Linked DNA regions of Homo sapiens: all the other regions are linked to region 1. Evidence: chromatin loops called from intact Hi-C (ENCODE). Cell type or tissue: chondrocyte. All regions are shown on one strand. Links, peaks and the distances in the headings refer to the core of each region. The heading gives the core; the rest is flanking DNA.

The links. A loop is a pair of places that touch in the nucleus more often than their neighbours do. Peaks named below come from ENCODE experiments on the same cell type or tissue, not always from the same donor. Only the 100,000 strongest peaks of a DNase experiment are listed, where the experiment ranks them.
Region 2: it touches region 1 in a loop (2.3-fold over the local background); 2 of 110 quality-filtered maps call a loop at or near these places.
Region 3: it touches region 1 in a loop (2.2-fold over the local background); 2 of 110 quality-filtered maps call a loop at or near these places.

Annotation. Positions count from the first base shown.
Region 1 is chr4:185,927,482-185,938,399 of GRCh38, forward strand. It overlaps a transcript of SORBS2 not described here. Among named protein-coding and RNA genes, the nearest start is that of SORBS2, 120 kb to the left of the region's middle. In chondrocyte, for the core only: no CTCF peak of the experiment used is centred there; a DNase peak (open chromatin) is centred at 5,226.
Region 2 is chr4:185,650,841-185,661,758 of GRCh38, forward strand. It overlaps SORBS2 (sorbin and SH3 domain containing 2), which reads right to left. Exons shown (of 27, transcript NM_001395207.1): 9 at 6,584-6,756; 10 at 1,822-1,888; 11 at 944-988. Among named protein-coding and RNA genes, the nearest start is that of SORBS2-AS1, 68 kb to the left of the region's middle. RefSeq lists a silencer at 495-789. In chondrocyte, for the core only: CTCF peaks have their summits at 5,933 and 6,133; a DNase peak (open chromatin) is centred at 5,862.
Region 3 is chr4:185,769,314-185,780,231 of GRCh38, forward strand. It overlaps SORBS2 (sorbin and SH3 domain containing 2), which reads right to left. Exons shown (of 27, transcript NM_001395207.1): 2 at 5,914-6,053. Among named protein-coding and RNA genes, the nearest start is that of SORBS2, 37 kb to the right of the region's middle. RefSeq lists a silencer at 6,002-6,296. In chondrocyte, for the core only: CTCF peaks have their summits at 4,270, 6,154 and 6,353; no DNase peak of the experiment used is centred there.

The sequences.
Region 1 (10,918 bases), core at 2,900-7,899:
GTGTCCATGTATGCTCATTGTTCAACTCCCAGTTATGAGTGAGGACATGTGGTATTTGGTTTTCTGTTCCTGTGTTAGTTTGCTGAGAGAGCACTCAGTTCTTAACCAAAGGCTCCTAATTAAGTATTAGTCAAAATTCCATTACATCTTAATTTGAAAACTACATATATTTAGTTACAAAATAAAAGCCCAATTACTTCAATTACCTATATTGATGAAATAAAGTTAAGTTTATATGTCATTTCTACTATTCTTTCCTTAAGTGGTTTAATTTGTCAAATATGTCATCTTTTCCCAAAAATGAATCTTGATTAATTTTGACAGTTTTTCTTTTCAAAGCCCTTATAGGTACTGTTGTTATATGGTGAACACTCAAGGGATACACAAGTCCTATCATTTTCATCACCAACACGGACTTCTGATTTGTTTTATTTGATATGTCACCTTGTTGATTTAACATAAATTGTTTTATTTTCTTAATTTCTGAAAAATACTCATATTGCTGGTTTGTTTTCACTGAAGGCCTCCTGTCCATTTTTTCCCTTCTGCTTTATCAAAAAGGACTGAGGTCTCAAATGACCCATGAGAATATTTAAGTCACTTATAGAGGGCAAGAAGAAGCATAGAAAAAAAAATATTTCTGGCTGGGGGCAGTGGCTCACACCTGTAATTTCATCACTTTGGGGGACCAAAGTGGAAGGATTCCTTGAGCCAAGGAGTTCAATACCAGCCTGGGCAACATAGAGAGATCCTGTCTCTATAAAAAATAAAAATTATTTGGGAGTGGTGGTATGTGCCTGTGGTCCCAGCTCATTGGGAGGCTGAGGCGGGAGGATCACTTGAGCCCAGGAGTCTGAGGCTGCAGTGAGCTATGACCCTGTTGTTGCACTCCAGCCTGAGTGGCAGAGCAAGACCCCATCTCAAAAAGAAAAAAAGAAAACATATTTCTTCTTTGTCTAACTCCCTGAACAAAGAGAAAAACTACTTTATAGACAGGTCTTGAGCACTGCGGGAGAGTCAGGCACGTGGGGCCCCAGTATCTCATGGATTTCATGTATAAGAAGCTTCTTCTTCTTTTTTTTGAGACGGAGTTTTGCTCTGTTGCCCAGGCTGGAGTGCAGTGGCGCGATCTTGGCTCACTGCAAGCTCTGCCTCCTGGGTTCATGCCATTCTCCTGCCTCATCCTCCCGAGTAGCTGGGACTACAGGCGCCTGCCACCACGCCTGGCTAATTATTTTGTATTTTTAGTAGAGACGGGGTTTCACCGTGTTAGCCAGGATGGTCTTGATCTCCTGACCTCGTGATCCGCCCACCTCGGCCTCCTAAAGTGCTGGGATTCCAGGCGTGAGCCACCGCGCCTGGCCAAGAAGGTTCTTCTTTCCAGCTTTCTTCAGGGATCATGCAGGTATCTTCAAAGTCTAAGATGCTAGGAAGTCATGGGCACTGTGTTGAAATAGAGGGCGTATGCCTTACATAAACACATCCAAACTCTTATGGTAACAAACTGTGCTGGCCAAAGGAAAAACTACTGTCATTCAGGCCACGAGTTTGCAACTCCTGGTTTATCACAATTATAGTGATATTCCTTTAAACTAAACATTTGGATGTAATCTTTTTCCACCTATAGAAAGAGAAATCACCCTTATAACAGTGGTTTTAAAACTTTAGTTTACACAAGAATCCTATGACGAGCTTGTTACCACTGTGGGTTCCTGGGCAGCACCTCACAAGATTTCTGGGTCTGCAAGTCTGGGATAAACATCTCTGAGACAGGTGACCCAGGCTTCCACAAGCGCTGAAGGAATTTGGATTCATTCCAACCAGTTAACACTCAGAGGGTGTCAATCCAGTTCTGAGAAACTTCAAGAAATCAACCTCACATGATGTAGAAAGATTCAATCTGTAAATCATCATAGCTCTTCTTTCCAAAGTCTTTTATAATTGAGTTTAAAGCAGAGTACAAGCAAATATCTCATTTGTATGATCCATCAAAGGTCAATTGTTTTCATTATGATAGCAAAGAGGTTTTATTTGTTGTTTTTTGTTGGGTTTTTTTTTTTTTTTTGAGACAGAGTCTCACTCTGTTGCTAGACTGGAGTGCAGTGGTGCAATCTCGACTCACTGACTCACTGGAACCTCCGCCTCCCGGGTTCAAGAGATTCTCCTGCCTCAGCCTCCCGAATAGCTGGGACTACAGGCATGCACCACCACGCCCAGCTGATTTTTGTATTTTTAGTAGAGTTGGGGTTTCACCATGTTGGCCAGGATGGTCTCGATCTCTTGACCTCGTGATCCACCTGCCTTGGCCCCTCAAAGTGCTGGGATTACAGGCATGAGCCACTGTGCCTGGCCGCAAAGAGATTTTTAAAAGCCTGATTTTGGGCGTGTGTGACACTATGGGTTGAATCTCATATTCTGCTATTGACGGGGATGAACTTGGGCAGTTTATTTCACTCTCAAGCCTCAGCTCAGCCATGGATAAAATGGAGATAAGAAAAGAAATGACTGCACGATGTGGTTGTGAGGAGTCAATGAGGCAATGTACAGAAAGCACTTACCATGCATGGCACACACGAGGGCAGAACAAATGTGTGTTATCTTTGTCACTACTTTTCTACAAGAATCAGAACAGGATGCTAACAACATATGAAACTGATAATTCTGCACTTGTTTTCAGGGATATTTTAAATGGTCACCTCCTCATCCCCCAAACATAACAAGAAAACCCCATAGAATTACAGTTTTTATTACTTTATGTTAGTGAATAAAACTTGTATCTCTATTATAACACTAGGATAGAGGTTTTTTTGTTTTGTTTTGTTTTGTTTTGTTTGAGATGGAGTCTCACTGTCTCCCAGGCTGGAGTGCAGTGGTGCGATCTCGGCTCACTGCAAGCTCCACCACCCGGGTTCACGCTATTCTCCTGCCTCAGCCTCCCGAGTAGCTGGGACTACAGGCGACCGCCACCACCACGCCCGGCTAATTTTTTGTATTTTTTAGTACAGACAGGGTTTCACCGTGTTAGCCAGGATGGTCTCGATCTCCTGACCTCGTGATCCGCCTGCCTCGGCCTCCCAAAGTGCTGGGATTACAGGTGTGAGCCACTGCTCCCGGCCCTGGATAGAGTTTTAAACTGGGGGATTTTGAATCCTTTCAGCTCTCTCTGTTTTGATAAGATATTTCTCCTTATCACTATCTTATGTTATTCTGAAGGTGTAACTCATGAAATATGATCTGTCCCCTCCTCCAATGCTATCCACTTGTTTCCAAGCAATGAAAAATCATAGTTTCTATATTCTTCTTATAAAATAAAAAGAAGCAGAATTCTGTGATGGAAAAAGTAATAATGACTTGTATACGAATTCTGTGGATTTTTACTTCTCCCTTAATTAATGCATCAATGCTACATATTTTTATAAAACACTAAGTCCCTGTGAAATGTATGTGCCTCTAAAAACTCAATGCATTGATATACCTACCCTATTGAAATGGATAATTTCATTAATAGTAAGTTAGAGAATGCTGATTAAATGAAGAAAACACATGAATATATTTAAAGTGATGATATCTTCACTTTTTATGGTATAATTATAAGTATATGAACAATTCTACACAGAATTACATACATTATGATCACATTAGATAATTTATCATTATGATTCATCATTTTTATGCTAAACAGAGAAGGAAAAAGGAAGCAAGACAATAAGGAGGGTATGGGGGAAAATGAGAAGGAAGAGGAGAATCCATCTACTAGCAAATGTTTATTGACCAACTACTATATACTCATGATTTCAGGAGCCAAGGAGAAAAGTTTTACCTTGGAAAAGCTTATGGTCTAATTATAATAACTCTTTTACTGCTAGAGAAAAAAATATTCATGACACTTGTTAAGGACACACAGATTTTATGAGGGGGGACACCACAAGGAGGTTTGTAGTTGGGAAGAGTGACTGAGCTCAACTCCAACTACAAGGACGAGCGGAGACTGATGGCCAAGAAGCAGGCTGCGGGTGAGCAGATGGAAAATTACTAAGTGGGAACATCAAGGCCGGGGGTTATTACTAGGCTGACTCAAAAATAATCTTGTTGAAGGCAGGCCAGGGTGATAAGATACCAAGGCTAGGGGATGAGGCATTTGATCAGGTACCAAGGGGGATCAGACCCCAAGTGCAGGGGACTTTCATTAAACTGACGCAGCAGGATTCTTGCTGAAATTAGACTAAATGGGCCAAGGACAGACCAGAGTGAGGTTAGGGAGAGAGTCACTGTCAATACAAAAAATAAAGAAAAGAAAGAAAGAAAAAGACAGGAGAGGCAGAGACAGACAGACACACACACATGCACACATGCAGAAAGAGAAGAAAGATAACAAGGACATGTAAGTAAATGGTCTAGCCTCTAAGTTTACAGGAGTTAAGAGAAAGTGAGTAAAAGTGTGTGGAAAAGAATTCTTATATGAGATTGCCCTAGAGTACATCTTAAGGGAAGAACCTGTCTCTCTCTCTCTCTCTCTCTCTCTATATATATATATATAGATAGATATAGATATAGATACAGATATATATTTAGTGTGTGTGTTTATTATATATTTATTTATATATGTGTGTGTTTATTATATACACATAATAAACACACACCTTGGTAAACCACTTGGAGGAAGGGGCCCCAAGATCATGAGGAAATGAGCTGACTCAGAAGCAGCTGAACAGCAATGCTTGCGGGATTAGGAGGCATTTGTCAGAGGGGCAGCTACGAAGGGGGCAGTGGAGGGAAAAAAGGATGGATCCCCTGATATACTGAAGAAATCTTGCAAAGGACAGTGGAGGGTAGAGAGTAGGGTGTTAAGTCAACTTTTAATAACCACACACGGTTTTGACATGTCCACTGCTGCTTGTCTGCAAGCAGAAGTGGCGTGATTCGATGATAGTCTTACTTCTGGATGGCAAGGATGATTTTTTGGCCAGACAATACTGTTATCATTAACAACAACAAAATCCCCACACATTAAGTACTGGGTTGGCTGAAAACAGACCTATACCAAATCAACACCTCACCATTAAGGAGCTAAGCCTACCGCACGGCATTTTCTCTTTAGCCAGAGCCAAGATTTTATGAGAAAATATGAAGAGAACAGAGAGTTGCCGGAATGCAATGTCACTGCATTGCAGGGCTGTATTTGTTGGCAAGCATCTGAGACCAGCCTCTGCAAACTGCTGTAGGCAGGGCCTGGCCTAAAGCGGATGAGCCCCCCTGGGGCTCGGTTGCCCTGGCCACACCATGATCCTTCTCTATGACTTACCCTCTGAAGAAAACACAGCTTTTCCTAGCAGCTAAAAAACAGTTTCTCTAGACTTTTATCTTCCATGATAAATGCAGATGTTTAAGGGTCATTTTGTAAATTATCCTTCTACAATGTTTTCAGTTCTCAATAATCAACTACTTGATACTCACGAGAAAAGCAGAATTCTTCTTAAGCCTTCTGATTCAAAATGCTTCTCCTAAAAATGTCTTCCTCTGCTAATAAAGTGTTTCACATCATTACAACACGGAGAAAACATGTAGATCCCAGGCAGTCCAGGCTATGATGAATATCTCCAGCTTTTCAGAAAGACAAAGTTGATTCCACATCACTGTGACTCCTAATGACCAGTTGTCTCAAGGGAGGTCTGAGTCACAGTCCCAGCAGTGTCTCCAAAGGCAGTACGGTGCTCATGGATAATTACAGTTTCATATGTTGGTAAAAACACAATCCACCCAGTGATCTCATGTCTACTCGAACGTTACAGCAGTTCTAGAGTATCGCTGTAGAATCATCGTGAACTGTGGTATTTTGCAGTAACCATTAAAGTACAACAGTGTTTGAATCATCTGTGGGTCTATTCGTCTGCTTGGGCTGTGATAACAAAGTACCACAGACAGGATGGCTTAAACATCCTGTGAGAAATGCATCCTGTGAGAAATGCATTATCTCACAGTTCTGAAGGCTGGAAGCCTGAGATCAAGGTTATAGCAGACTGGTTCCTTCTGAGGCTGTGCGGGAGAGTCTGTTGCTTGCCTTTCCCCTTGCTGGCCGTCTTTGGCTTCCTTGGCTTGTAGACGCATCACCTGGATCTCTGCCTTCATCTTTGCACGGTATTCCCCTTGCGCGTGTGTCCATGTCCAAACTTCCCCTTTTTATAAACAAGGACACCACTTATATTGGATCAAATGCCCACCCCACTCCAAAATGACCTAATCTTACCTAATCTGTTAATTTACCAGCCACTCATTTCCCAAAAAAAGTCACATACGTAGGTACTGGAGGTTAAGACTTCAGAATATGAATTGGAAAGGAAACAGAATTTAGCCAATATCAGTGGCATTTCAGTGAAAGTAGGCCACCTGATATGAAGACCCTTCTTGAAAAGATTACAGAGCTTAGGAACATAAGTTGACCTCCAACTGGCTTTAAAGTCTCTCTATAGATGGCCTGCTAAGCTGCACACTTTCCAGAGACTGTGGTTTTGTTCTCAATCAAAAGTCTTTCCTTCAAAGCATTTTTCCCCATAGGAAAAAATAAAATCTTTAGGGAAGACACATCCGTCAACTTTTCCCAGTAGGTTTCATTTAAAGTCCCTCTCTGGTTGGCACTTTTGCTGACTGATTTCTCTTTTAACCCTCATGTCTTTTCCCGCATGCCATTGTTGGATAATATAGCAATTCGAACACTGTTTGAATAACAATCTAGAGGACAAGAGCCTTTCCTGCTTTCATTCATTTATTCATTCCACAGATGATTTTCAGAACCGCTCTTCATGGCGTGACCTCTGTAAGCCCTTCAGGATAAAACATGAATAAGGCACTGTCCCTGCCACGCAAAGGCTTGCACTCACCAGTGAAACAGAATGAAGACACCCTTCTAGAATAAAGGCATCCAATTTGCTTTTGTTTAGAAAACTCTCACCCTTCCACAAAGCAATATGAGATTTTACATATTAAAGAACAAAAAAATTTTGGTCAATCACGGTGGCTCACACCTGTAATCCCAGCACTTTGGGAGGCCGAGACAGGTGGATCACCTGAGGTCAGGAGTTCGACACCAGCCTGGCCAACATGAGGAAACCCCAGCTCTACTAAAAATACAAAAAACAACAACAACAACAACAACAAATTAGCCAGACATGGTGGCGGGCCCCTGTAATTCCAGCTACGTGGGAGGTTGAGGCAAGAGAATCGCTTGAACCCGGGAGGCGGAGGCTGCAGTGAGCTGAGGTTGCACCACTGGACTCCAGCCTGGGCAACAGTGAGACTCCATCTCAAAAAAAAAAAAAAAATGAGAGAGAAATCAAGGCAGTTGCTGACATTCAACTCTAATCAGATACTCAAGACGGGGTCTGTCTTTCTAAACACTGTTCTGTGGCCCCCTCTGTGCATCCCTAGACTGCTCAAGGAGAAGATGCTTGATCATGGCTCTTCGGGATAGTTTGTTACTGAGTCAGGTCGCTTCTCCATAATTTGCACTTTAGGTGTTTTGGATAGTACCTTCTATGTATGAAATATGTTCTGCCTTTCTGTTCCAAGTCAAATCATTACAGATATCAAAATCAGCCAACAATCAAGGCTAATGTAGCTCTTTCCCCAGTTCTTAAGAAAAATCCAAAGAAACACAGTTTGTACCCACAAACCAATAGGCAATGTATCAGTTAGTAAAACCCGATCCAAATTCAATAACTGAGAAGTTTTTCTGGTCCTTAAGGCACAAGGGGTTCAATCCCAAGTATCTACTATTTCCACAAGCTTCTGTCCCACCATAAAGGGGCTGAGTCTCAGCTATCAATACCACATTTTAAATTTATTATTTTATGCTTAAATATCACTTATCTGTAACAAGAAACTCAAAACTAAGCCATGGGAGATAACACGTTTAAGAGACTCCTTGACTTTTGCATCAGTTTTCTCTGCCCCCATAAGCTTGTTGAGATATAAAGCAAGATAATGGCAAACACAAAAATGTCTCTCACTATGTCCCAGCACTATTCCAAGTGCTATAGCAATATTAAGACATTAGATCATTAGAACAAACTCCACCAAAAGGCCAACATTTTACCATGAGTAGCCATTGTTAGTACCCAAGAACTAGTTCTTTAGACATACCAACTTTAACTAGGGTATTGATAGGGCTAATTATCACCAATTTGAAGCTGTCCAGTTAAAACCTAGAACGGTGGGCTGTTTTTGAGATATGTATATGGGTGGAAAACATGATTTACTCTCCACAGAGACACCAATAATCAATCAGAGCCGTAGTTGGTAACACAGAGCATCATGGGAGAATGTGGAAAAGAGACACAGGCTGCCTTTGAAAATTAAGTGGGAGAGTAGTGAACAGGTATGTTTTCTTTTTCTTTGTGACATGGTCTCACTGTCACCCAGGCTGGAGTGCATTGGTATGATCTCGGCTCACTGCAGCCTCTTTCTCCCAGGCTCAAGTGATTCTCCTGCCTCAGCCTCCTGAGTAGTTGGGATTACAGGTGTGCACCACCATGCCTGGCTAAGTTTTGTGTTTTTTGTAAAGATGAGGTTTCACCATGTTGCATGTTGGACAGGCTGGTCCTGAACTCCTGAGCTCAAGTGATTAGCCCGACTCGGCCTCCCAAACTACTGAGATGACAGGCGTGAGCCATTGCACCTGGCCAACGGTAAGTTTTCAATGAGGAGACACGTGCTATTCAAACTTAGTCCCATATTTAGTTGTGCGAAGAGAAGTAAATATAAAGCCTTCACAAGAAAAGCACCAAGGCACATGGTTTATCCTGGCTCTGGTTGGCTCCAGTTTCACCCACCCTCCATCCCTGCAACAAATATTTATTGATGGCCAACTGAGAGTGGGCAGTATCCTCAGTTCCAAAACTACAAAGGCTGAATGCAGTTGCACATAGGCAATGGGTACTGAAACCATCAATTACACAAAGTTATAAAGTACGTATGGGAACTCACAAACAGGATATTTAGGAGAAGGAGGTGGTGGGAAGCTTTCAAGACAGAGAATTGAATGTTCATAAGTGTGACATATTCAGAAATTAATTTTTAAAGTAAATTTCCTCAAATCTAATCTAAATTTTAATTCTGAATTCTTCAAGCTGACCCTTGCCACCATTGATAATAGTGTGATAACCATAAATCCCATATTTCTGATCATTCCCAGTTTTGAGTATTCTGTCTCTTTGTCAAGTCACATGTCCCAATTTTAGGGCTAGAAAACATGGTCATCACGTTGATTAGAAATGCAATTTACAGAAGATTTCCCTTTCCGTCTGCTTCTAAGACTATGCAAGAGTCTCCTTTCACCTCCCACACTCAGCTTCTGCTCTCACTACCAACAGCACAGCATGCACGGCACGGCACAGCATGGCACGGGCTGTCAGTTTCACTGAAGGTGGAAATTCCTCAAGAATGCCTAATTAGAATGTTTTAAAAAATAAATTCAGCTTCTTAGACAGTAAGAGGACTACCTTCTAAAAGATTACATAGCACAGTTATTTTAATTCCAAATGTAATTGAAATTCCACTCAGAATTGTCTTCTTGAATGACAAGTCATTCTATTTCAACAATGACATTGACTGATTTTAATTATGACATGGTTTCCTGTCAGCCTGGTGCTTGAACCCGATTTTAAGGAAAACTCATTCATCTCGTGCTTCTGCCAGTGAGTGAGTGAGTGAGTGAGTGAGTGAGTGCTTCACGAGAACTGGAGGAGCATGTTTCCTACGCTTTGAGAAATACATGTGACCTTTTGAAAAGTATATCAAGTTCTGCATTGTACTAGCAGTCTCACCGTGGGTGAGGCAATTTCTTGAAACTTCTGTTTATTTACTCTTACAGTGAGATAGGTTCAATTTTTCTTAACAGAGCTATTGTTAGGGTGAAATGAAGTAGCTGCTTAGCCATGTATCTGAATCCAAGATTTTTGCTCTTTATTGACACCATAATGCCTCAATCTTAAGGTTGATGGGCACTAAAGTGCTTAACTTCAGAAGTGGAGAACTCCATATTTCCTGAGCCCAGGAACAAATGCACTAAATCCTTCGTCAAAAAGTACCTCTAGGTCTGTCCTCCTGCCCCAAAGTGATGAAAGATGCATTTAGCAGGGCTCTACATCCTTGGTTCAGTCCTCCTACAGGCTCCTGATTCGAAAGCTCACCAAGTGATGCCTCATTAAAACCACTTTATTTTAGCTGGAAGTGGAGGGGAGGGGGAAATGAGGAATGAGGAAGCAATGAACACAGAATGATGTGAAGAGGGATGCTGCCTCAGCAGGGACCGGCATCCAGCCCCACAGGTGCTGTGCTGTGGAGTCGGCTCCAGCATCTACTCCTTTCTGTGCTATGTAAGTGGAGAATTACACATCTCTTCAGAGTTGGAATATCTTCTCCTCTCTGCCCCTTCAAACTCAGTGTCATCTTTGGAAATAGCAGCTCACACCACTACTGCTGTTCAGAGACTGTCAGTGGCTGCCTGCCTCCTAGGTTTTAGAGAAATCATTCTTTTTTTTTTTTTTTTTTTGAGATGGGGTCTTGCTCTGTCACCCAGGCTGGAGTGCAGTGGCATGATCTCGGCCCACTGCAACCCCCACCTCCCGGTTCAAGTGATTCTCCTGTGAGTAGCTGGGATTACAGGCACCTGCCACCATGTCCAGCTAATTTTTGTATTTTTTGTAGCGATGAGGCTTCACCAGGTTGGCCAGGCTAGTCTCGAACTTCGGACCTCAGGTCATCCACCCGCCTCGGCCTCCCAAAGTGCTGAGATTACAGGCGTGAGCCACCACGCCTGACCAAGAAATTATTCTTAACATTTTGTAGTTCAGATATTCTTTTGATAATCTAGGGGAACCTAGGATCCTCTCACCCAGAAAAATGTAGACACATACACACACAC
Region 2 (10,918 bases), core at 3,556-8,555, 280 kb before region 1:
AGACTTAAACCCAGAGGGCTTGCTGAGTTTGTTCTACTGATTTTCCCTCTATCAATTTGTCTTTGGAGATAGGAGCACAATCCCAAATAGTTAAAGGGCCTGAATGTGGTCTCCAGGGGTGCAGAACAGGAGGATCATGCGACCCCAGGCTGCCCAGAGGACCCCAAGTGAGGTTGCAGCTGCTGAAGGGGAGGGGAGCAGTGCCAGCCTCCGAGCCTGGTCTAAAGAAAGAAGAAAAAAAATAGTTGTGCACCTGTCCTGAGCCTGTGACTGGGCAGGGAGAGGAGCCCTGGGCAGAATCCCGAGGCAACACTCAGGAGAAAGTGATGAAGGGAAAAACATTTGTCAGGGGTCCCTCCTTCCAGCCTGCAGACCCCTGCACGAGATACCAAGGCTCGCCAATCCAAGTGGCAGTGCCTGGAACTGAAGCCATTCTATTGTGACCACTGGCAATTCTGAGTCAGAAAAGTGGCCCCGCCAAGGGGGATTTTTAAACTCTTTCAATGAATGGTTGCATTTTGGAGCAAAAGGCAGGGACAAGGTCACAGAATACTTTGTTTGACTTGTTTTTGGTGAAGTGTATCTGAAAGATCTTACACAATTGTAATCATTCTCTCTGCTGATAAAAGATCTTTATCTTATTTTGTACCCTGGGTTACAGTGTGTCCTTTCAGCCTATCCTTCACACTTTGGTTAAACATTCCTGAAGCTGAGAATAAACCAACAGTGGGAATGAATGAGATAAACCAGTATTAGTTCTCATTTCCATGAGAAAAGTCAATCCTTTTGTTATGCACGCTCTGAGAAAAGAAAAGAAATCCTCCTCCTAATATATGAACTGAAAACATGTGCTCAAACAGAAGGGGAAAAAAGGTGACCGTGTCGTTCTTCCAAACATTGCTGAGCATAAAATAGTCATTGCGAGCAAGGAAACCCATCCTACCTGCATTGTATGTATAAGGAGTATTATACATGTCTGTGTCATCATCTAGAAAATGAAACATAAATATTATGGTAATATAGATTGTCACCAAAGGACAACGAGACAGCAGAACTTCAGACAAACAACAGAAATTTGTTAGAAAAGCAACGTATTTTTCCTAGTTCATAATGCCATTTTCTTTCTTTTTTTCTTTTTTTTTAAGAGACAGGGTTTTACCCTGTCGTCCAGTCTGGAGTGCAGTGGTGATCATTGCTTACTGCAGCCTCCAAACCTCCAACCCCTGGGCTCAAATCATTCTCCCACATTAGCCTTCTGAGTAGCTGGGATTACAGGTGTGTGCCACCACAGGCCTCTGCAAACTGCCCTTTTTTATCTGTAACATATTCGTCTTGCTGCCCTCTTCGTAGCATGCAAAGTCAGGCCCTTGTCCTCGCTTCCCCAGAAACCTCTCTGCTCTGGATCGCAAATTTCCTTTACTAAGTGCTTTAGTGGTCTCCTGTCTACAGAGCAGGCTCAGGCAGACCCGCGCAGGCTCACTCTCCTGATGAGAGCAGACAGGGGTGGACAGAGGAACAATGTGTTTTTCACCCAGGCAACACACCAATTTAGACTGTGGACAGGGGAGGATGGAGGGCTGAGGCCAGAGTGCCTGGTTGTCCTCCATGGGGAGGCTTCTTGGCAGCTCAGGTGGGAGGCAGAGGCACAGGGATCTGTCACCGGAGGGGTGACAGAAGGAGAACAGGAGGCATGCTGAAAAGAAAGGGGACACGGAGTTTGCTGGGGTCTTGACATTGTGTGTGAATCAAACCGATGCAAAAGACGAATGTAGTCCCTTCAACCCACAAGGACCTCATCAGAAAGCAGAGCAGCAGACATACCCGGCTTGTGCACCATGTGAATTTGCTTAAACATCGTCTTGTACCAGTCCTTGGGCCGGTCGACTGTCTGTAATGAAGAGAGCGTCCAATGGTTACAAACTGGCTTCCAATCAACATCGCTTCTCAGTGTTTTCATTTCTCTATTTTATGTTCTTAATAACAGAGTCCCATTCTGTGATAAAATGTTCTGACTCTTTGCTATGGCTTCATGACAGTTTCAGCAATTTACTTAGTTATGTGTGCAGTTTGTAAACATATGGCCTTGTGTTTGAATTTAGGCTGAGTTGGAACATTAGATGCTATGGTTTTATTTTTTCAAGTTATAGCTGTACCCTGCACTAGAGAGTTGATATTTGCACAAATATATAAAGTTCACTTAATGTAAGTTATTGTTGTACTAATTTGTTTAACTCCTTTTGGTAGATAATGATCATTATCCTTAGATGCTTTTTATTGAATGTTCTGTAAGACAGTGTTTTCAGAATTAACTGGGGAATATTTTTGACTCAAATTGTATTCTGATCAGTGTGGCTCTAGAGAAATAAATTTGCTATTTACTAGTCTAAGCTACTAAAATACTGAATGTAGTAGGCATCCCAGAGTCCTACGGAAAATTTAAGAATGTAGATATTGCTTCAAAAATGCTAATATGATAACAGAGTGTATACAACATTTGCTCGGCTAAAATTGTAGGTTCCTTGAGAGTAGAAGTCCTTACGGATCCAGGCGTCGGACATGAGGGGAGCAGTAGGCTGTAGTGGAAAGATGAAATTAATGTAGAGTCTTGAACTAAGATTCAAATCTTGGTTCCTTAAATTGCTGCTTAATACACCCTAGCAATACGAATCTGGGCAAGTCATGTCACCTTCTTGAGCCTCAGTTTTCTCCTCTCTAAAGTGACATAATTATATCTAAATCATAGGATTGTTATGGAAATCGAATGAGACAATGTATACACAAGACCTAGAACAATGCCTAGAATATAACAACTACTCAATAAATAATAACACTAGGGAACTGCAAATATTTGTAGAATGAAATAATGAATGAACGTAGCCTATTGGATAGAGCTCTGCCTTTCTGGATACCTGTAAAAGTAGACACATGCTTTTATAATCGTACTCACAGATTTTGCTTGGCAAGATCTTACCCCAACTCTCTGAGAGCTACCTGGGCAACAGGCTTGATGATTCTGCTTATAGTAACTAAACACACCAGACGTTCCAAGACAGATCTCGATTTAAAAACTTCTGTTAGGACTGATACGAAAGCATTCTTATACTTACTAGACTGAGCTTTGGGTTAGATTTTATTGCCTGATCTTTTTTTCCCCAGAAATGTGGTCACTGCATTTTTCCTCTGGACATTAAGGGTTTTGTGCTATATCTAAATTTATTTTGACCTCTGAGAATATATTATTCTGAAAAATCACCCCAAATACAGGTTAACATGAAGGGCCACTTGACTTCGTTATGAGTCAGCTCTTCATTCTCGGCTCTTTCTCCATGGAAGAGTTGAGGTTATTGATTGACTATTCAGTCAAAGGACGGGACATGGTGGAAGGGATTGCAGTGGTGAAGCAAAGGTCTATTATTTGCTGGTTCAAAGTTGCTAAACATGTATCTTTCAAGAAAGTTTATTTTTATAAAGGACTGATTTCTCTTTCATTAAACCTCATTTCTTTTACTGTACCAAAGCAACAGAAAATACAACATAGTGTTGTGCAAAAATGTTTTCCTGGACGTGCTGATGGCAACAAGGAAGCCTACTAAGTAAGTCCTATCACTGTATATGGCAATACATGTTGACAGACAGGTTTTTTTTTCTTCACTTGCTGGAGGGCCTATATCAGGTAGGATCTCACAGTGATGCCATCTGCTAGCTTTATATGGTGAGCACAAAGATGCCAGAAAATGCCCTGCTGGCAAAGGGAAATATGAAGCTGGAAAAATAAAATACGAAAACTCTATGTCCCTTTCTAAAAGAAGTACTCTAAGCATTTAAAGTTCCTTTTGTAAATGCCATCATGGAGATCGCTATGCCTAAGGCTGAGAATAAGAAAATAGTCTACTCAAATTTCAGGAAGTTTACTTTTGTACGTAAAATCATTTTGCATGAAAAATAGCTACTAGCAATTCACTATGCCGTTTTTTCTACAACCTTGACTAAATAGACCTGAATTTTTACATTCCTACAGTTTTCAAAACATCAGAACTCTACACTGATTTAACACGCAGAGATTTCAAAAAAGATAAAAAAGGACATATTTTCTACATAGCAGTATACAGTGACTCTGTTCTATTTTTTTCTCCTTTTCAGTTTTGAAAATACTCAAACAAGTGTTATATTGGAAGTAGAAGAAAAGAATCTTGTATTTCACTTAACTAGCTGGCCTTAATGACACAATCTCATGGGAGCTGAGCCCTGGCGATTTTTGTTGTTTTGAAGAACAGCACTGAAAGGTTCACATAGATGTCCCAGGTCACATGAGAGAGGGCAATCTGGAGAGCTGATTCCCTGCATTAAAATAGCTCAAAAGTACTGTTTGTTGACTCTTGGCTTTCTAGAGTTTCTGGATGACTTTACAAAATTCTGTTTCCTCGGCATAGGCTGGCTGTCTAAAACGATACTGCAGCATGGTACATTGTGACAGTACCGCCTTTGGCAAATACACTGAATCTGATCATCATTACTTTCTACACATGAGAAAGAAAAACAACCTTGGAGAGTCTTGGCCTGCTGTGGCTCAGAGACAGCCTGACTTGACATTTATAACCACAGCTATACATGGGGATGTACTCTGGAGGGCTGTATAGTCAGTGTAAGAGGAGAGTCCTCATAGACCTGGACCTTCTTTGTCAAGTTTTAAAGGTCCAAGTAAGACAACAATTGTGCATAAAAATTACAGTTCCTTATAAGGAACTTCTGCATTGGTTATATTGTGTTTTCTATTTTATAGAAGGGAAACTGGCATTAAATGTTTAGTGTGTTTGCTTATGCATACCCAAACGTGCTTTTGATTTGGCAGTTGATAAACATTTTAAAAATTTTAAGATGATTTAATTTTCATCAACCATCTCTAGCATCTCAGTTTTTCCTTTTGAAACTAACCAGGCAAAGTCTGGTTAGTTAAGGAAATTATGTCTTATAAAGGAAGAAAACATGGACCAGGCTTGCATGTCCATTATATATCATTTATTGACCTAAAAACATACCCAGATATCTTTGATAAAATCCTCTCAGACAGAATCTATAACTACATAGAATCAGGGCTTTCTTAATTTTGTCTATACTATGCCTCAAGTGCCAGTTACACAAAACCAATGACACCATTTCTGTCTGACTGTCTATCCCTATATAATTAGAAGAAAGTTTCAAATTTAACCATTTTGAGTCAGAAATCTTAGAAGGGAAATGAACAAGAAAACATCATCACCAGAAACATGTAATCATCATAAAATGAAGAATATTGGTCATAATCCCTGAACTTTTCTTTGGCACATAAATATGGCAATCGTCAGTTTCAAGACAGATTGTTAGAATGTCATATCACATTCAACGTTTCCTCAATCTAAAGAGTCTAAAACCCCAGTAACTGCTGTACAGATTTACTTTTTGGCTTTCAATTGTAATATAGATGCTGAGAATAATCCATTTTAAACTCTTCTGTCTGTATATAAAACACATAATCCCCATATAAGAATGTAAAGTCAAGGAGAGAAGAAAATCCCCACACTTTATCGTTAGTTCTTTTTGACTGTTTCCAATCTTACCACGGCTTTTTTTTTTTTTTTCCTGCTCTCTTTCCCATTCTTTGCCTCTATCCCTTATTGTCTTGGCTGCCCAGGTCTGCATTCCAGGGGAGCAGCTCTTGGCCACACCCCAGCTTTACATGGGTCTTGCTGCAAAGTATATGCAGCTGCAGTCCCTCCCCGCATGGCCCCCAACTTCACCTGCAAAGGTGTTGTTGCTTTCATCCTGTCCCCGGCTTCCTTCTCCCGGCTGGCACAAGCCTTCTCTTCCAGTGGACTTGGTCAGCCAGCTGCTGCCTGCCCAGGCTCTCAGAAGCTGCCTCTGCTACTGCTGCGTTTTGCCGGAAGGGGCTGCCCAGATACACTGAGCAATGCTTTGGCAGAGTTTTAAAACTTAAAAAAAAATCCAAACACTTTCACTTATCATCCCAGGAGAGCTCTCAGCAGGCACGGCTGAAGAGGGACATTAAAATGTGTATTTTTCTTCAGACAGCTTTTCCTTTCCATGACATTAACTCTCTTCACTCCAATCATCTCACCTCCCAACTCCCAAATCACAGCTTCCAATCTCCCGGTGTTAACACACATCTATTTCAAAAAACGAACACATCACTGCTTTATTCGCAATGCATGTGGGAATTCAATGCAGCCAAAGAATTTCCATTGTCTTGTTCCTTCTCTTTTCTCTCTATTGCCCTAAGCCTCCTTGGTAAAAGGTAAAAGAAAAACAAACAAACAAACAAACTAAACCACACAACACAGTTTTACCATTTAACAAAATCGCAATGTTCATGATGTTTCATTCAAATGGAAAAACAGATTGTGTAATTCTCTCCCATCAACAGCTTTCTTTCTCTGCCACACACAGCATAACATTCATGAGAAGTCGGATGGCACGGAGGGCAATCCTCCTTATATAAGACCCTAGGAATGCACAAAGCCGTGGACAATCCGTCCTTTGTGGAGTCTGTGCACAGCCCCAGACAGACGCACACGCTGGCATTTCCTACCGTTCTAATTGCTGTGGGGATTCCGGATTCATCCACGGGCCCGATCCCTGGGTAATGCGGGGCTTTGATGACTGTCACTCTCTTCTCTTCCTCTGAGGATCGGTACAGGGGGATAGAGCTGCTGGTGGTGCCATCCAGAGACTGCGCATGCTGGGGATATGTGTCTGTGGAATCTGCACAGAAAATTTGGTAACATGGAACGTATTCGTTGCACAGGGAATCATAAATTCATGTGTCTTGTTGTATATTTATGCCAACTGTAACACAGAGACCATATTGCCATCACTGTCCCTTTTAACTCATTTACTTTCCATCTGAGCTGGTGGAAACTGTGTAGGTGTGCGGGGAACAGACCTATACCAACAAGGGCCTCACCATTTTATGAAGAAGGCTGAGGGAAGAATGGCATTTGTTAAATGACTGTGTGGAGGCCTCTGAGTTAGGAAGTGCTCTAAATGCATTATCTCTTCTTATCCTTCCAGTAATCTTTGAGGGAGGGCAGGATAGGGGGAGCAAGAACCAGTGTTATAGATAAGGGGCAGGAGCTGAGACAAGTTCAGTAATTTCCCTCAGGTCATCATTTACATCAATATTATTCTTGTGATACTGCTACTACTATTATTTATAGGTTTTGAAATGTATTTCCAGACAAAGACATGACTGTTGAGTCAGTAACAGTGATTTCATAAAAATGAAGCAAAACCAAAAATCACTTAAAAAAATCTTCACATCCAAGCCTTTGGACATGAAAGCTTCTGAATAAATAAATGCTGTAAAATTATTAGTACGATTTCCTATGTGCATTTTTACCTTAAAATATCAAAAACTATGACTTTTTACTCTTTGATGACAAAAACTGCCCTAAGGATATAATTTAGATGAGGCTTATCGAGTTCTTCATGTTTTTTAGTAACTTCTAGAATACTTTCAGAAGCAACAGAGTACAGACATGCAGTATATAGTCCATTTACTTCTAATACACAGGAATTTTAAAAAAATCATCATTATTACCGTTCCTCTGGTATGATTAATAATATGCCTTTATATTTTTCTGCAATTAATTTGAAAATGTTGGTGACAAAGAATGACACTTTGTATATACTCTTTATATCATGGTTTGTCAGGACTGCCACTCAGAAAGTCCTTTAAGGTGGAAATGAAAAAAATTCTCATGTTTCAGGGTGGGACTCATTGATATCATTATGTGTATATGATATATATCATGTATAAATGTATTTTTCATGAAAAATTTGTATAAAATAAGTAAGCTTTTTTTTTTTTTTTTTGAGATGGAGTCTCGCTCTGTCACCCAGCTGGAGTGCAGTGGTGTGGTCTCAACCTCAGCCTCCTGGGTTCAAGCGATTCTCCTGCCTCAGCCTCCAGAGTAGCTGGGACTACAGGTGCGTGCCACCATGCCTGTACAAAAAATTTTTGTACAAAATACAAACAATTTTTTGTATTTTTAGTAGAGACGGGGTTTCACCATGCTAGCTAGGATGGTCCTGATCTCCTGACCTCATGATCCGCCCGCCTCGGCCTCCCAAAGTGCTGGGATTACAGGCGTGAGCCACCGTGGCCGGCCATAAGGAAGCTTTTTAAGAAATTTTAACTCATCAATATAAGGGTAATTAAAATTCAGATCTCTCTGAGGTAAAATCCATTGTAACATTTGTAACTGCTATTACTATGATTATGACTATTTTCAATTTAGTTTGCATCAGAAAGTCATTTTTAATACATTTTTTGATGAAGAATGGATAAGGCTAGTTATAAAACTGCTTTATGTGCAGTTTATGTGCTGGATGGTGACATAAAATGTCCCTGAATAAACGAACAGCATCATAGCCTTTCAACACTGAATCAGTGCTGGGGAAGGAGGTGTGCTGGCTGCTGTCAAAGAAGACATGGTGGTTGAAGTCCCGGGTTGTAGTTTCTTTCCCCCTGCTACTGGCCCCTTGAATGTGAAAATAACATTCAAGCTAGTCCTTATTTTTACTTCTTTATTTTTTTTGAGACGGAGTCTTGCTCAGTCACCCAGGCTGGAGTGCAGTGGCGCGATCTCGGCTCACTGCAAGCTCCACCTCCTGGGTTCACGCCGTTCTCCTGCCTCAGCCTCCCGAGTAGCTGGGACTACAGGTGCCCGCCATCACGCCCAGCTAATTTTTTTTTTTGTATTTTTAGTAGAGACGGGGTTTCACCATGTTGGCCAGACTGGCCTCGATCTCCTGACCTCGTGATCCACCCGCCTCGGCCTTCCAAAGTGCTGGGATTACAGGCGTGAGCCACCGCGCCCGGCTAAGCTAGTCCTTATTAAGACACGGTGAGATATTTGACACTAATTGACTTTCTATTTAATTCCAAAAAGGACTTGAGTGGGCCTCCATGATACTAGTATTTTTATTAGCGACGAATGTTTTTTGAACACCAGCATGTGCAAAGTCCTACTCTAAGCAAGGAGAATCAACTCTGCCTTCACATCTGATCCATTACATTCTATGAACCCATACCTTATGCAATATAAGTTAACCCTTTATTTTATTATTCTCATATATGGTCCACTAGCTGTCATCTTAGCAATCTTTTGTCCTAAACTAAGTGTAAAATTCATCTAGGGCAAGGTAGATGTACATATTCCTCCGAAACCTTATCACAGCACTGGCCAGCTGGAATTTGTTCAGTGTTTACATTGGGAATTTCTTCCCATGCAGAATATTTTATATGTAAAATCTACTTATCAATATATTCTAAAATCAAAGCCTATCTACATTCAAGTATTTTTGTTGTTGTTGTTGGGTGGGGATAGGGACAAAACTGCATTCACTAAGACAGGCAATGAGACAGAGTCAGGCTTTGTTAATAATTATTTGGGAAAAAGCTGTGGCTAGAATAATTTGTCGAGTTTTACTTTATATGTGTGTAAATGCATAGTTCCATTTTAAACAATCTAGATATAATGGACTTCCATTATAACACCACACTATGGGCTGATTGTTAAAGGGCAAAATTTCGGCATAAACCAGTTTTACTTTCTTAACTCTAAAAGGACATCATTGTAGGATTCACAGATGATCCTCAGGCATAGCATCAGCGAAGGCACAGATATATTTAGACTTTAATAAGTCCCGCGGCTACCTTTAAAGTTTTATAGTTATAGAGCTTTGGTTGACCTCAGAAGCTGAGTTCCACCATGCACATGCTGGATGGTGACATAAAACATCCCTGAATAAACGAACAGCATCATAGCCTCTCAATACTGAATCAGTGCTGGGGAAGGAGGTGCACTGTCTGTGTCAAAGAAGACATGGTGGTTCAAGTCCTGGGTTTTAGTTTCTTTCCCCCTGTTGCTGGCCCCTGTGGCCAGAGGACCAGGCCTCTCCTTTTCTGGGAGGTGCAGGATGGTGCTGCTGTCCTGAGAATTCCCCTCTGCTCCCTGCTGTCCTAGAAGCTTCCTAGTGAGTCGACATCATGGAAACTTGTACAGCCTGAATTCCTATGATAGTTCAATTTCGTATTTTTTTTGATATTTTAGGTTTTTAAGTTACATTTTTACAAACTAAGAAATATTTATGGGCCGGGCACGGTGGCTCATGCCTGTAATCCCAGCACTTAGGGAGGTCGAGGCAGGTGGATCACCTGAGGTCAGGAGTTCGAGACCAACCTGGCCAACATGGTGAAACCCCCTGTCTGTACTAAAAATACAAAATTAGCTGGGTGCGGTGGCGGGCACCTGTAATCCCAGCTACTCAGGAGGCTGAGGCAGGAGCATCACTGGAACCCAGGAGGCAGAGGTTGCAGTGAGCCGAGATCGCCCCATTGCACTCCAGCCTGGGCGACAGAGTGAGACTCCATCTTGAAAAAAAAAAAAAAAGTATTTATCACATTATTTTCTGAACTATCTGAACATACTTGACCATGTAAGAGCATTTCTATCACTGTACAGCAAAGCTTCTTTCACAGGAGGCCACAAAAAGTCCATGAGCCCCAGGAAATTATCTGCTTACAATTTTTTATGAACGTCCGTATGTCCATTTGTTTTCTGGAGGAGAGCTCTATCTTTCACTGAATTCCTAGTCCTCAGAGGGTTGAGAACGATTGCTCTATACAATGACAGAACCTTCATTTAAGGGAACACTTAAGTTTCTCTTGTGTGGCTTCCTGCTACCATATCCCTGACTGCAGGTCTTCCAGCCTTGGTTTGAATGGTGGTTTTCTCCTTGTGTGAGCCAGTAGATGACTGCGTCCCTGCTATGTGGGACAGCCTGTCCTCCTGTTACACTGTTTTAACTGTCAAACGATTCTCCCTTATATAGACCCCAGGAAATAGTCCATGGTGGA
Region 3 (10,918 bases), core at 3,982-8,981, 160 kb before region 1:
AAAATGAAGTTTGTGTACACTGAACCGTCAGAAAGCAAAGGCATCAATATCTCAGCCACCCACATGGAAAATCTGGTGTTGTTTGGCATCACCATCATTCCTGACTGAATTTATTTGCTACCAATAAGCAATCATTTTCCTGCTCTTACTCAGACGTGAGTACTTAACAGTAGAAAATACTACTATTTTTGTTTTTGAAAGAGTCTTGCTCTTGTTGCCCAGGCTGGAGTGCAATGACACCATCTCGGCTCACGGCAACCTGTGCCTCCCGGGTTCAAGCAATTCTCCTGCCTCAGCCTCCTGAGTAGCTGGGATTACAGGCATGCACCACCATGCCCGGCTAATTTTGTATTTTTAATAGAGATGGGGTTTCTCCATGTTGGTCAGGCTAGTCTCGAACTCCCGACCTCAGGTGATCCACCCGCCTTGGCCTCCGAAAGTGCTGGGATTGTAGGCGTGAGCCACTGTGCCCAGCCTAATACTACTATTTTTTAAACAGTAAAGATACATCCTATTAATACAGTGAAAAATAATGTGTTTAGGTAACTGGGCAGCACAGGAAAAAGACCGTTTTCCTTTCTCAGCTGTTAGACAACAGCAGCAACAAACAATGCAGGCTTTCAGTTGCCACCTATGATGCTGTGTTTGGAGTAAAGGGCACTGTACACTGTATTTTTTTTCTTTTTTAGGTGATAAGAAACATCTGAAGCAGTTGACAGATCATGAAGCGGGTCCTCTGAGAAATGAGAGGCATTCTGCCGGATGGCATTTTTTTTTTTTTTTGAGACGAAGTCTCACCCTGTCACCCAGGCTAGAGTGCAGTGGCACGATCTCGGCTCACTGCAACCTCCGCCTCCCAGTTTCAAGTGATTCTCCTGCCTCAGCCTCCCGAGTAGGATGGCTTTTAAAATGTTTTCTCCAGCGTCATCTGCCTCATTAACAGCGATTTTTGTCTTAGAAGTCTCTCTTTGAGTTTCTAAATGGACATGACTGCTTATTCTGTTAGGAATGCACTCCACTCTAGTCCTTCAATTAGCCCATCACATTGTCACTGTGGCATCTGTATGCACATTTTCTGCCGTGTTAATGTCATCTTCATTGTCCAATTGTGGCATCATGTTGGTGCTCAAAACGTTGCAGATTTTGGAACATTTTGGATTTCGGACTTTTAGAGTAGAGATGCTCAGGCTCTACTACTTCTTATTTCAGAGAAAAACATAATATCCAAATAACTAATAAAAACTTGGTTGGAGAATGCAGACTTCTAGAAATGACTGTTTAATCTGCTTATGATAAATAATCCTCTTTGCTCTACTGCAAAGGGGAGACTACTGCTGTTACTGTTTTGTGTCATCATGTCCTGATCAGACAAACACTGATTTAAAAAAAAAATAAAACAAGTACATTGTATATGTAAATTTAGACTGTAATAATATATCCTTGAGAAATAAATATTATATGGACTCCATTTTTCTCTGACAGTCAATTAAGCACAAAAAGATTTTTAAAGCACTGATTTTTGCATTCTTAAATGACAAATGAAGTCTTCTTGAAATAAGATTTTTAATGATTTAGAGAAATATTTGCACATACACTAGCTTGGTGTTGATTCTCAATTTTTAATTTTTTTTTAATCCTTTCCCTGGCATTTTCATCGTTTCCTTTTTTTTTTTTTTTTTTTTTTGAGACAGAGTTTCACTCTTGTTGCCCAGGCTGGAGTGCAATGGTGGGATCTTGGCTCACTGCACCCTCCGCCTCCCAGGTTCAAGCTATTCTCCCACTTCAGCCTCCCAAGTAGCTGGGATTATAGGTGTGCACCACCATGCCTGGCTAATTTTGCATTTTTTTTTTTTTTTTAGTAGAGATGGGGTTTCACCATTTTGGTCAGGCTGGTCTTGAACTCCTGATCTCAAGTGATCCACCTGCCTCGGCCTCCCAACGTGCTGGGGTTATAGGCGTGAGCCACCACGCCAAGCCTATCCTTCCCCTTTTTCTGTTTTGTTATGGATGATGAATGTCTTAAAACTACTGAACTCCTTATACCTTGATATGGTTAGTGAGAGCTTCCTTGTGGGATGGTTCTGAATGATTTTCTCTAGAACCTCCATTTGAACATCTTCCTTTCCTCTGCTCACTGTACCAGTCTGGGGCTATCAAATCACATATGCTGATAAATGCTACACTATGACTGGTGAAGCCAGTGCTAAAAAGCAGCTTCTACATATGGCACTTCCAAATTGTGTTATTGCTAGCTTTTCCAGTGCTTTCTCTACTAGGGCATCCACTGCATGTCACCTGCTAAAATGCAAACCACATCTTTAATGAAAGTCTGTTTTATTGAATATATAAGTGACTATGAAATTTCAAAATGAAATTTGATGGCAATTTAATTTTATAATAAATCTATATCTATGTATCTCACCAAAGATAGCCTAAATCTTTAGTGAGGCCACACATTCATTTTTATGAAAATTCTTCACATGAGTTTAGAAATCTCCCAACTAAGAAAAGGACAAGTCAGATCTTAGTGTCCTGGGTGGCTTAGCATTTCATAACTGCCAGAGAACCATGAGGACCTTCCTGGGACTGACTCATGGGAGTTATCTGCAATGATTTTATGTTTCCCAATGGGTCATATTTTCATTGGAGATTATTTACTATGCCTGGAATCCTAATGCTTGGTGTCTCTAATGAGAAAAATAATACAAAAAAATTCAATATTCAGCCAACACAAATTTATATGATCTACAAAAGAAAGGAATGTTTTCAGATCCTGGGCTTGATTATTTTTGTTTTCGATGTGACAGATTTGCTGAACAAAGCTTACAAATCTCCCTTTTCCTCTCTGCTCGCTACTACCCCGACCCAGAAAACACACACACACCCCTTCCCAACCGGGGACCATCTGACCGTTCACACCCACATCAACTCTGGGTCGCCATGCTTTTCTGAGGGACATTGCCTTCACTGAGAGCTCCTTTATTCTCAGTATACCTTACATTCCCAGCCACAGTACTGAACTTCTCAATGCTTGCAATGTTCCCTTGGAGTATATCAGTTGAGCAGGCGGAAAAAAAATATCTGGAAGTTTATTATTTTTCCACCAATATATTTGACACCACCTTTGGAGAGGGAACAAAAGGCATACTGTCAAGCGGATAGACCTGGACAAAATGTTACTGTTTGTTCCTCACGAGCACAGAGGTATATTTAAGCAAAGAAAGGCATTCCACGGCTCTCCCGGGACTTCCTTCCTTCAGCTGAATTATACCAACATGTTCACACCACTGAGGGCCAGGCTGCTGGAATTTAAAACGCAGACCTCTATCTGCCAGTGCTTCGATCCCACGGCTACAAACATTCACATTAGGATTGAACCTGGCTTTCAAACATCATGAGATAAATGGGAGTTTACTGGGGGAAAACGTGTGCCCTCATGAAACTATAGTAGAAGATGCGGAAATAGGACTGTCCCTGTTCAGCAGATTCTATACTAATACAATAAAGCCTCAAAGTCACCAGAAGTCACCTGGCCTTGGGTTATGTTTCAAATCCAGGCTCACTGACATTCATGAAACCTTTGGCAACACAGGCCAAGTTTCGTGCAAGGCTGGGTAGAATACTTCTTTCATGTGGAAGCTGGGTGAAACTCGGTGGCTTTGGCTAGCTTTCACCTGAAGTTTCACATTCAAACAATCCAAAGTTTCAACGTAAAATTCAGGGGTGAAGAGAAACAGAAAGAAAAAAAAAACAAAACAAAACAGGGGGAAAATGGCTTGCCTGGGAATGGAATGATCACCTACCATTCTCCAAAAAGATTTCATCCTGGTGCCATTTAATTTTGCCGCTGGACTATCACCTCTAGCAATATATTTGCACTCAGCCCTGCAGACCAAGGCTTCCCAGTACTAAGGGAGAGTGAGTATTCTAGCTAGACGCACCCCATCCCCCCAACAAAGCCCAGGCTCAAAATAACGGGAGGATTTAAAATGGTAACCATACACATAAATGCGATGATTGACATGCTTCTTATAATGTAGATTTGAAGGGGAAAAGTGGCAATGAAATGCCCAGGTTTGGGAAACTTAAAGATTAGACTGAACATCTCTAGGTTTTTCTACTATAAATCCAAGTTCTGGAGATTCGATTGCATCTGCTCCTAATCCAGGGAGATCTCTGCCGTAGCTTTCTCCACAGCTCCGCCCCTTTGGAGATTTGTCCTGTGGCCACTTGCGTTTGTCCTTCTTAGCAAGGTGCAGAGGACGGGGCAGACTGCGTCAGCGCTGAGGAGCTAGCGTCCTTGACTGGGACTTAAACAGTCTCCTGACAGGATTAGGCTCATTCTACTCCTAACCTTCAACAGAACACGCAGGGACCGTTTGCCAGGGAACGTCAAACTCTGTATTTGGCTGAGGACTGTGAAAATACCTTGTGCTTGGGGTGGGAAAGAAGAAGGGAACAAATGTCACACACACCTGTGCTTTCTTCACAATGAAGAGAATATTCCAAAGCTGATTGAATGGCTAGTAAGTGCTACATTTTGCCCATTTTAGGAAATACATTTTTAAGAAATCCCTTATCCCTTACACAGCAGAAGTTTCACTCGTAAAACAGACTTCTGGCTACTAAGGTTTTTTTTTTTTTTCCAGTTTTCTTTTGATTCTAATTTTCTTTTTCTTTGTTATTTCTTCCCGTTTTTGTTACTCAGACGATCCTTATGTGGTTAAAATGCATGCTTTCCTTTGATATGTGCTCTGTGATACCAATAAACTTTTCTGAAAAAAAAGTATTTCTGAACTCCAAAGATTTCAGCATCCATGTTTTTAAAAAGCACCAGTTGGGCCCCAAGGCACACGGAGATTCTGAGGCAGCAGGGCAGCCAGCGCGGGGCTCTGTGCACTCTCATTTGCTGCTTGCTCTTACACATCTGCCAGACAGGGGCCATGAACTGTCCTGAAGTCTGTGTTGGGGAGAACTTTACCAGAGAACACTTTTCTTACAATTGGGGGTCCCTCTAGAAGTGAAATCTAAGACAGATCAGTGAGGAAAACTAAAGCTCCAATAAATTGTTTAAAGGAAATGCTATGAAAGCATTAAACCAAAAGGAAAAAAAAGGAGACTTTTTACTGAGCATAGTAAATAGCCACAATCAAAGTAAATGCTGTGTTTGAAGTTAAAGTCCACAGATCAAAGTACTTCGCAAAATGTCAAGTGCAAGCGTAACGAGGGGGAGAGGGGAGCCACAGAAACTGACCCGAAGTATCACATTGTCACGTTAGAGAAACCTGCCAGCAGATGTACCCAGCAAAAGACAGTCAGCTTAGTAAGGAATCCTCAACACTGTCCCCTAAAATGTGCTAGGAACATACAAAACAACAATAACAAAAACAAAACCCCCAGATTCCCCCAAATCAACCACTCTAATTCCACACGAGCAATGAACGAAACAGTGATGAAAGGAGAACATTATACAATACGGCTCGCTCATTGCCCTTAAAGAACAATTACTTATATATATTATCTTTACTCAGGTGGATGGTTGCATCTTTTTCCTCTTTTTTTTTTTTTAATGCCCCTGGAAAGTTAAAAATAAAGCAGTCTAAACAACAAAAATATGATGTCTGAAACATCCTCTCATTGCTCTGGCAATCAGGCTTAATTAGACCTCTGATCCATGGCTTAGTCATAGTCAAGCGTGTACTGCAGGTCACTATTATGAGAGCTTTAAGCAAAGTTTAAAACTTACAGCCACAAAAATGCCCAGATGCTCCTGCTGTATTCTGGAACACCGTGTTTACCTGAAAATTGTTCACAACTCCCCTTATTATTTTCACTATAAGTAAGTTATTTTAAAGACATTAGTTATGAACATACCAGAAAACAATTAAATAATTCCAGAATAAAAAATCTTACCTACAGGCAGCTGAGTTCAACAGTTGCTCTATACAGAGGAAGTAGGAGTCAGTGGCCTTTTACATGTAGAGATTGTTTATTTAGCCCTTTTTAAAAGGTCTTGAACTCCAGAGGTTTAAGATTAAGTCCAATCCAAGTGTCTGAAGGAAAAAAAGCAAGAGAGAGGCAAATGAGAGAGGGAAAGAATCCCAGCTGCTGGGTGGTGCTACTGTTCTGAGAGCATTTGAGCTATTTTCAGCATTAACAGCAGCCGGGGTTGTCTGCAAAGGGATGAAAATGCCTTGCCCAGATCGCCACCCCCCACTCCAGGGGGGAGAAAACACCAACCAGGAAACCCACAACGACTTGGTTCATTGTGCAAATATTCATTTAAATTTTGAGGAAAACTGCCAGCACCATTGAAAACAAAACAAACCCAAAGTTGACTGGAATCTTAAAGAAACACAGTGCTCCTCAAGTTTTCAAAATGAATTACCTGATTCACTGAAAACGAGATGTCCTACTTATGCTTTATTGAGAAGGAGGCTTTTCTTCTGATATTTCCTAGGGGGTCTTAAGAAATAGTTGAGAGCCCTCTGGTAGCAGTATCTGTTGTCAGTCTATTCTTAAGACTGAAGACAAATGATTTCTTAAAAGAGCCCGCACCTAAATTTCCAGTTTCATCAACTATGCTATTTTTGAAAGCTACTGGGTTAAGCGTTGACATCTCTTATCTATTGGCAGAGACTGGGGACCATTCAGTGACATGAGGCAGACAAACAGTGACCCCTGCTTCTGCCTCCACAGGCCAATGAAGAAATCATTCTGGTTGGGTCACTGGCAATGACTGACAAACTTTGAGCCTTCATTTTGTTTCTAGAAATAAAAATTAAGAAGTCGTATTCATTCATTCATTCAGCAAATATTTATTTGGTGAGCACTTCAGAGCTTACTATAAGCCAAGCACTCTGGGAATACAGTGGTGGGCAGAATGAAGTGTCCTTGCCTTCAGGGGTTTAGAGCACACAGATGCAGTGAGAATAAATAAAAACAGAATTTTTAAATATTTTCCAGACTTTTTCACATGATGAGACTATTCACATCATGGCAGCTGAAGACTGAGATCTCTTTCTATTGTGGATGAAGGAAGATACTGTGTGTCATCAGACCAACTTCAGGCTTCCATTGAGTCATTGTGCCTTTACACCACCACCAGGGAGGAAAATTACTTACTTTCTACCAAGGAAGCAGTTAAGTATGTTTATGAACGCTTTCATTCCAATAGATGAAATCCCTGGTTTTTTTCAACCCCCTACTCCCCATTACAAAAAGAATGCTTAAGTAGTCAGAAAGTACTGCTGAGAGGCTTTCCATCGGGAGATGAAAAGAGAGTCTTCAACCTGAATTCAGTATAAAAAACTGCCGGTGGCTCAGGCCCGTAATCCAGCACTTTGGGAGGCTGAGGCAGGTGGATCATGAGGTCAGGAGATCTAGACCATCCTGGCTAACATGGTGAAACCCCATCTCTAAAAAAAATGCAAAAAATTAGCAGGATGTCGTGGCACGCGCCTGTAGTCCCAGCTACTTGGGAGGCTGAGGCAGGAGAATCGCTTGAAGCCGGGAGGTGGAGGTTGCGGTGAGCTGAGATCGCACCAGTGCACTCCAGCCTGGGCAACAGAGTGAGACTCCATCTCAAAAAAAAAAAAAAAAAATGCCCTGATATATTTTATAATTAATGTGAGGGTTGGTTGCTAGATGCTTATATCAAATTCAAATTCAATTCTTTCTTTGCCATTAAAGAAAGACACTGAAATAGATTATGGAAAATACTGAGGATTATGCCATGTGAAAAAAAAGGGTTACATGACTACTACTTCAAGTACTATTTAAAAACAGTGAAATCCTTTGGCTCAATAGACCTTATATTAAAACTGTATTTCAAATTAAAAAATTATAAATTAACTTTGAAATCTCTAATCTGAATTTTATAAATAAGATCAACTTTGTTTTAAAAATGTATACCAGGCTTTAAAAAATGACTCTAGAATAAAGCATTTTTCTTTTCACTTATTTTAAATGGTTACATTTTACTATGTCTTAAATACCTGCCAATCTAACATGGGATATTTGTTTCTCTTGGCCTCAATGTGGAATGGTAATTCTACTGGTAATAATTGGAAGCCTAGCTGCAGACAGACACATTTTTTAATTGTTTTTTTCTTTTTCCTCCTTATAATAGTTTATACCAAAAAAGGGTATAATGCATTTAAATATTGGCTTTCCTTGAGAAGCTATGGCATTAAGGAAACAAAGATCAACATAACCCACTCTCGTATAAAACAGGGATAATAATGAGTTGTCATAGGGCTCATAGGAATAATGCACAGAAAATGCTTACCTGGGTAATGTCTGACACACAGCAAGCATTTGGTGAAAGTCAGTACCATCATCTCTGCTGTAAGTGTAAAGCTTTGCTCTCCAAATATGGTGGCTACATGTGGCTACTGAGCTCAATGCGGCTAGTCAGAACTGAGATGTCATATAAGTGTAAAATGCATGCTAGATTTTGAGGTCTTTATACAAAAAAAAAAGGTGAATGATGAGAAATTACTCAGTGGGTACGATGTTCATTATTCAGGTGATGGACACATTCATTAAATCCGTGACTTTACCACTATGCAGTCCATCCATGTAACAAAATTCTCCTTGTACCCCACAAATTTGTACAAATAAAAATAGATTAATGTTGTCTCTTCCTAAAACATGTAAACTATCATATCATTTTTATATTGACCACACGTTGAAAAAAGAATGTAAATTATGACATTAATTTTTATATTATGTGTTGAAATGACAGTATTTTGGACATAGTATGTTAAATAGGATATTTTGCTAAAATTAATTTCACTTGTTTCTTTTTTACTTTTTCAAATCTGACTGCTAGCTAATTTAAAATTACCTATGTGACTTGCATTCTATTTCTACTGGGCAGTGCCATGCAGGCCAACGGTTCTCAAAAGGTAGTGAGCATCAATGACCCAGAAGCTTCGTAAAAACAGATTGCTGGGTCCACCCCAGAGCGTCTGATTCAGTAGGTCTGGCGGGGCCTGAAATTCTGCATCCCTAACAAATTCCCGGGTGATTCTTGACCTCACTTTGAAAACCGCTGGTCTTGGGCCTTGCTTCTTAAAAAAGTAGTCCACGGACCAACATTAACGTCATCACTTAGGATCTTGTTAGAAACGCAAAACCTCAGGCCCCACCCAGACCTACTGAGCCAGCATGTGCATTTTCACAACATCCCCAGGCTGCGTGTAAACATGTTGAAACTTGAGAGAAATGATATGAAGTAGTGTCTGTCATCCCTGGGTGAATATAAGGTAAACTTTTACAAACACCAGTACCCCGGCCCCGCCCCTAGAGAGTCAGATTTAATGACTCTGGATGTGACTCGAGCATCTGCATACGTGAACAGCTGATTCCAGATTAAAGCAAGCACTGAGTCCCATCAGACTGGATGTGGAAAGGCCAGGATCTAGATCATTTGTACATCATTAAGGCATAGTTGACACAGATCAAACCATATTAGAGGGTATTTACATCCCAAAAGAGGATCTTGTTAACCCCAATAACTCTACAATTGTTAGAACTGGTGAGAAAGACCCATATTTTGGAGTAGAGAGGCCTTCTGTTATTCGCTCCACCTCTGTTCCGGCCTTAAATAAACGAGCACGCCAACTTTAAGAGTGTGTCTGAATAACCTCATTAGTTTGCCGAATGACTTCTCACATTTTCAGGCGGCACCTGAGCGTTGTGTGTTTCACAGAGCTTGGTAAAAATAAAATCCTCACTGTAAGAGAGAATCTGGGCTCACGCTGGTAACATTTAAAACTTCCAATTCTATATGCAAAGACCATCTGCAGCTTTGCTTCTCACTTTCTTGGTTGAACCTTTCAGAAAACTTTTAAAAGTGCATAATACTTAAGAGTAGAGTCTGGAGTCAGGGTGCCTGGGTTCGAATCCTCATCCTGCCACTTACGCGTGGCTGTGGCTGTAGGTCACTTACTTAGCCTCCCCATACCTCGGTTTCCTCCTCTGTAATGAGACCTTTTTTTATTGGGTTGTTGTGAGGGTGAAAATTGTTATTTGAAACAGCCATGGAAAAATCTGCTGCTTTGTAAATTTTATATGAATGTTGGTTAAATAATCAAAATATATTTGAAAAACTGTGCAGATTTCCATATGTGGCTAAATTTAGTAATTTTTAAAAGATACTGTGGTGATTTCCAAGGACTTTCATGGGCGTGAGTTTTTGAACACATATATTTAGAGGGTTTCTCTGAGTGTTGTTTTACATTTTTTTCCCAAGACAGCACAGAATTCTCAATTGATTCCTCATCGCTTCCTATTATTTGAGAGGATCCCAGTAGGAAGGAAGTAAATGTAGTTTTCCCATGAGTATTGTTTTCTAGAGAACATTCTTTACCCCTGCAGTCCTTTGAAGAGTGAGTTGTGCTATAGATGTTTAGAGACCTCCCTGGTCCCTGTCATTCTAGTGGCATTGTCTAGTATCCCAGGAGAACAATGTGTCATTCTCTTAGTCAAATATTTTAGTGCTTAGGGCGAGGCAGCAAGACCATCTGAAACACTGGCGTGAGTTTCAAAGACATATTGAAACAGCAGTCAGATTCTCCTATAGAAATCAGCTAATGCTGACTAAAAGAAGGGATGGGGATGAACAGGGAAGTGCTGAAGTCACGCACATTGTAAGCAAAATGAAGGCTAGACTAAGTAGAGTAACATTTTTTTTTTTTTTTTTTTTTTTTTGAGACGGAGTTTTGCTCTTGTTGCCCAGGCTGGAGTGCAATAGCACAATCTCGGCTCACCGCAACCTCTACCTCCCAGGTTCAAGTAATTCTCCTGCCTCAGCCTCCCGAATAGCTGGGATTACAGGCATGCATCACCACACCCGGTTAATTTTGTGTTTTTAGTAGAGATGGGGTTTTTCCATGTTGGTCAGGCTGGT